Regions from separate parts of the Homo sapiens genome. Here region 2 is linked to region 1. The links are chromatin loops, found by intact Hi-C in ENCODE. Cell type or tissue: endothelial cell of umbilical vein. All regions are shown on one strand. Each heading gives the region's core, and the rest is flanking DNA. Links, peaks and the distances in the headings are about the cores only.

Region 1 (2,875 bases), core at 247-2,746:
CTCAAGGCCTAGTTCAGAAGAGATGATAGTGGGAGAGCTAGAACTCAGACCAGGATGAGGAGACCAGGGGCCAACAGGGACGTCCCCAGGGCTTTGTAGGAGCAGAAGCCAGTGCTACCCAAGGGGGTGGAGCTAGGGCCCATCAGGGGGCGTGGCTTACCGGGGAAGGCGGAGTTTTGAGGAGCAAGCGGGGTCAGTGTTGGGTGGGGGCTAGAGCCTGCCGGGGCGGGGCTTACTGGGGAAGGCGGGGCTTTACAGGAGTAGGCGGGGCCAGTGCTACCGGGTGGGCGGGGCCAGGAGCGGGGCTTACCCAGGGCGAGCGATGCCAAGGCGTTGCCCGCAGGGAGTGGCGAGAGCACACGGAAGAGGAGCTGCCAGAGCGCGGAGGTCTGCGGAAAATAAAAAGCGGGCGGTCAGCGGAGCCGGCCCAACTCCCTGCGAGGGCCCGGGACCCCACCCGGCCCGCCTGCCCTCCGCGAGAGCGTCACCGCCTCCGGACGGTCGAACTTGGCGCGGCGGAAGATCTCGGGGCTGGGTCCCGAGGGCAGCGACCGACTCAACGCGGCGATGGCCTCAGGCAGGGCCCCGGCCCGGGCCCCAGCCGCGGGGTCCACCCGCTGCCGCCGCCTCCCCATGCAGCCAGCACCAGCCTCTTTCGGATCGCCCGCCTCCGCCGCGGCCCGGGGCCTGCGTCCAATCACCGCACGGGCCGGGTTTAGTGCGGCGGCTGGGACCTGCGCCCAGTTACCGCTCCGGCTGGAACCTGAGCCCAATCATGGCACGGGCCGGGTCCAGCGCCCAATCACCGCGCCGGCTGGGACCTGCGCCCAATCACCGCGCTGGCCGAGACCTGTACCCAATCACCGCGCTCCCGAGACCTGTACCCAATCACCGCGCTGGCCGGACATGCATCCAATCACTGCGTCGGCAGGGTCCCGCCTTCGTGTCCAAGCCCAATGAACGGTTCCCCTGGAGTTTGAGTGTAGTCTATTCTGTCTCGTGCGGACCCACTTCCGGGCTCCTGGCAGGGCTGTTGATATGGAGAACACCGCAGAGTCCGCCCTTGCAGGCTCAATCGTCACGACACCCGACACCCCGCCTCGCTCAGACCCCACCCATCAGCGCCTCACGCCCCTTGGCAACCTAGCAACCGCCGGGCGGGAGCGCGCAGACTCCGGAAGGCGCCCTGTGGGGCCGCTTACGCAGTCGGAGCGGACGAGCCTCGCCCCATCGCGCCGCCTTCCAGGCTGGGCCGCCAGGAGGCGCCCAGAGCCCGCCGCGCCGCACAGCGCAGACCCCAGCGCGGCCGGCCCCTGGCCCCTGGCGCGAAGTCCCGGGCAGCTCCCCCGCCCCGAACGCGCAGCCGGAGCCCGCGGCAGCCTCCTCAGGCGCTCCCGATCCTCGCCCGCCCGCGGCAGCGCTTCCCTCTGCCGCCGCCACGGAGCAGCCCCGGAGGAAGCCGGCGCATGGAAGCAGCTGCTGCCCGGGCGCCGCTGAGCCGGGCCCGCCTGCACGGGCGGCCCCGAAAGACGCGGGCCGGGAGGAACGTGGGGCTGTCTGCGGGGATGGAAGGTCGGGCTGGCTTCTGGCCAGCGGCGCCTCCGGGCATTCGTGAAGACCCCGGGCAGCGTGTCACCGGGGCTGTTCCCGCGATGCCCCTGCACCTCCCGGGGCTGCGAGGACGGCGGGAGAGGGAAACTCAGTCCTCCCTGGACCCCCAGCCCTGGCTGGACACGCCCACGAGAGGCGCAGCCCGAGGGGTCCCGGCCCCACCTTTCTTCTCGGCCTCCTTCGCCCCCGACCTCCTCTTCCAGGCGGCCCTCCCGGCCCCGCCTCGGGGCCCCCCCCCCAGCAAGCCCCTCCTCTCCCTCCCCGCACGCCCTCCGTCCTTCCCCGCCCGCAGCCTCCTTCCCTCCGGCGCATCGCGATCTCCTTCACGGCGCCAGTAGGAGGACTGCGCTCCTCACCCCGCCCACGCGGGTTTCTTGAAGCTAAGGGGCCTCCTCCTCGGAGCGCCTACTGCACCTGCCGAGCTACAGGGCGGCGGGAGCCAGGGGGATGGGAGCAGGAGGTGGGGAACCGCGGCGCCACAGAACTTGGCAGGAGGCGTGGGGGAGATGGCGGAGCAGCTCTGCGGCCTTGTTCAGCGCTCTCCCAACCCCCGAGCTTGCGGATTTTTCTCTGCACCAGGTGTCGCTGTCTCAAAGATCTCAGTTCCCTCAGCTCCACCCACCACCGTCCAGCCAGAAACCAGCCTCACCTCAGCACCCCCTGCCCCCATCCCATCAAAAGTGCTGTGGCTCCCAGCTCTTGGAATTCCAGGAATCCCCCAATCACCCCCACACACCCCACCCTGCGGGCCACCCTAGACTGCCCCCACAGCACCTGTCGAGCTGAGCCTGCAGCACACCCACCACAGCCCTAAGGCAGGGCCAGACCCCTGGGCTCTTTTAAACCAGTGGGTGTCCGGAGGGGTGGCCTTCTGCCAAGGCCGGTATCTAAGTAGCCAGTGTGGGGAAGAGGGTCTCTGAAGGTGGCCAGTCAGCAGCGGCTGGCTGAGTTGACAAGGGAGTTTCCAGAAGGCCCCCCAGCCCCTGTGCACGGCCGGTACTCAAGTTCCCCACTGGACGCCGGGCCACTGGGTAAGTCCCTGGGCACAGGGTAGATGGCAGATGAGGACGCACATGGGGCAGTGGTGCCTGGGTCAGGGGCAGAGCAGCCTCATCAGGCCCTTGCAGAAGCTGGGCCTGGCCTGGAGGGGTGGGGAATGAGGACAGGGTTGGGGGGTGGAAAGGAGGAAGGCCAGGAGTTCCCATAACTCCCCCAGAGCCTCTCAGAAAGGGAGCCAGCATGAGCTGATTCACCCTCTGACCCG
Region 2 (2,917 bases), core at 312-2,811, 60 kb after region 1:
AATAACTATAGGCTTTTGGCACTTTGTATGTTTAACAACCCTTGTAAATTTGTCCAACCAAGCCCTTTTCTGTGCCACACATTTCTCGTGTCAGTAGGATCTGTAGTGATGTCCCATCTGTTGTTCCTGATGTTGGTTACTTGTGGCTTCTATTTCTTTGTCAGTCTGGCTATAGATTTCAGTTTATTGGTCTTGTTAATAACCAGCTTGTAGGCTGGGCACAGTGGCTCATGCCTGTAAATCCCAGCAGTTTGGGAGGCCAAGGTGGGTGGATCACCTGAGGTCAGGAGTTTGAGACCAGCCTGGCCAATATGGTGAAACCTGGTCTCTACTAAAAATACAAAAATTAACTGTGCGTGGTGGTGGGCGCCTGTAATCCCAGCTACTCGGGAGGCTGAGGCAGGAGAAGTGAGGACAGTCTTGTGGGACTCAGCCCTTCAGCTGCAGAACCTAATATTCTCTCCAGGTAAGCAGTGTCAAAATTGGGTTAAATCACTGGATAACCGACTGGCTGCTGGTAGGGAGAAACCCCACACACATTCCAGGGACCAGAGGTGAAGTGTTCTGTGTTGAACGTGTGAGACTGGGAAAAAGTTAAGTTTTTCCTGTCCCTATCACAAATATTCAACCCCACCACGGTAGCTCAAAGCAGCCACATAATAACTGGAATCCCTCCCATTAGTGCGGCCGTGTTCCCATAACACTTTATTTCTGAGCACTGAAATGTGAATTTCATATAATCTTCATGTGTCATGAAGTTTTCTGCCTTTGATTTTTTTCTCAACAATTAAAAAATGTAAAACCCATTCTTAGCTCGTGAGTCATCAAAAACAGGCAGCGGGCCAGTTTGCCAATCCCTGTACGAGAGGACCCAAGATTGGTTTAGATGCCAATTATTTCCCAAACATCTACACGGGCATCATGCTTAGCTTGATGATGCTTTGCAGGTATTGTGTTTCTTACAAATTGAAGGTTTGTGGCAACGTGCATCAAGTCAAGTCCATCGGTGCCATTTTTCCAACAGCAGGTGCTCACTACGTGTTGCTGTCACGTTTTGGTAATTCTCTCAACATTTCCAACTTTTTAACCATGATTCTATCTGTGATGGCGATCTGTGGTCATTGCTCCTCGATGCTACTATTGTAATTGTTTTGGGCATCATGAGCCATACCCCAACTAAGAACTTAATTGATAAATGTGTGTGTTCCGACTGCCCCAGGAACTGGCCATTCCTCCATTTCTCTCCCTCTCCTGGGGCCTCTCTATTCCCTGAGACACAACAATACTGAAATTGGGCCAACTAGCAACCCTGCCATGGCCTCTAAGTAGTCCAGTGAAGGGAAGAGTTGAGGGTCACACATCTCTCACTTTAAAACAAAAGCTGGAAATAAATGACTAAGCTTAGTTAGGAAGGCCTGTCGAAAGCCAAGATACCCTAACGGAAAGCCTGGTCTTCAGCGCCAAGCAGGTAGCCCAGTTGTGAATGCAGAGGAAAAGTTCCTGAAAGAAACTAAAAGTGGGTCGGGCGCAGTGGCTCACACCTGTATTCCCAGCACTTTGGGAGGCCAAAGCAGGTGGATCACTTGAGGTCAGGAGTTTGAGACCAGCCTGGCCAACATGGTGAAACCCCATCTCTACTAAAAATAAAAAAATTAGCCAGGCATGGTGGTGTGTGCCTGTAATCCCAGCTACTCGGGAGGCTGAGGTGGGAGAATCACTTGAACCCGAGAGCTGGAGGTGGCAGTGAGCCAAGATCGCACCACTGCACTCCAGCCTGAATGACAGAGCGAGACTTGGTCACCAAAAAAAAAAAAAAAAAAAAAGGCCGGGCGCAGTGGCTCACGTCTGTAATCCCAGCACTTCGGGAGGCTGAGGCAGGTGGATCACAAGGTCAGGAGATTGAGGCCATCCTGGCTAACATGGTGAAACCCCGTCTCTACTAAAAAAATACAAAAAATTAGCCGGGCATAGTGGCGGGCACCTGTAGTCCCAGCTACTCGGGAGGCTGAGGCAAGAGAATGGCGTGAACCTGGGAGGCGGAGCTTGCAGTGAGCCGAGATCGTGCCACTGCACTCCAGCCTGGGTGACAGAGGGAGACTCTGTCTCAAAAAAAAAAAAAAAAATTAGCCGGGTGTGGTGGTGGGTGCCTGTAGTCCCAGCCACTTGGGAGGCTGAGGCAGGAGAATCGCTTGAACCCGGGAGGCGGAGGTTGCAGCGAGCCGAGATCGTGCCACCGCACTCCAGCCTGGGCGACAGAGCAAGACTTCATCTCCAAAAAACAAAAAGTGCTGCTCCAGTGAACACAAGCCTGATAAGACAGCTGAACGGCCTTAGTACTGATAGAGAGAAAGCTGAAGTGCCGGGATGGGAAATCAAAGCGGACACATTCCCCGAAGCCAGAGCCCCAGCCTGAGCGAGGCCCTAACTCCCTTCAGTTCTACGAAGGCTGAGGGAGGTGAGGAGGCTGCAGAAGAAAAATCTGAAGCTAGCAGAAGTTGGCCCATGAAGTTCAAGGAAAGAAGCCATTTCTACCACATAAAAGTGCAAGGTGAGGCTGGGCACAATGGCTCATGCCTGTAATCCCAGCATTTTGGGAGTCAAGGCAGGAGGATCACTTGAGGCCAGGGGTTTGAGACTAGTGTGGGCAACATAGTGAGACCCCATCTCTACAAAAATAAATAAAACTAGCCAGGCATGGTGGCGTATGCCTGTAGTCCTAGCTACTCGGGAGGCTGAAGTGGGGAGGATCACTTGAGCCCAAGAGACTGAGGCTACATACAGTGAGCCAAGATCATACCACTGCACTCCAGCCTGGGCAACAGAGCAAGATGTTGTCTCAAAAAAAGAAAAAAAAAAAAGAAACACTTCTTTTTGGTTTCTGTAGAAATTAACAAGCCAATTCTAAACTCTGTAAGGG

The links. Peaks named below come from ENCODE experiments on the same cell type or tissue, not always from the same donor. Only the 100,000 strongest peaks of a DNase experiment are listed, where the experiment ranks them.
Region 2: it touches region 1 in a loop (6-fold over the local background); 56 of 110 quality-filtered maps call a loop at or near these places.

What each region holds. Positions count from the first base shown.
Region 1 is chr14:105,489,136-105,492,010 of GRCh38, reverse strand. It overlaps TEDC1 (tubulin epsilon and delta complex 1), which reads right to left and starts at 765. Exons shown (of 9, transcript NM_001367178.1): 1 at 489-765; 2 at 311-389. The coding sequence starts at 635. RefSeq lists enhancers at 1-685, 860-1,109, 686-1,429 and silencers at 440-809, 1,200-1,829, 1,840-1,889, 2,020-2,149. In endothelial cell of umbilical vein, for the core only: CTCF peaks have their summits at 1,264 (motif pointing right) and 2,162 (motif pointing right); DNase peaks (open chromatin) are centred at 970 and 2,160; H3K4me3 peaks cover 1,451 bases; H3K27ac peaks cover 1,621 bases.
Region 2 is chr14:105,428,659-105,431,575 of GRCh38, reverse strand. The region is part of intron 1 of MTA1 (metastasis associated 1); the gene reads right to left. Among named protein-coding and RNA genes, the nearest start is that of MTA1, 10 kb to the right of the region's middle. In endothelial cell of umbilical vein, for the core only: no CTCF peak of the experiment used is centred there; DNase peaks (open chromatin) are centred at 825 and 1,325; H3K27ac peaks cover 1,436 bases.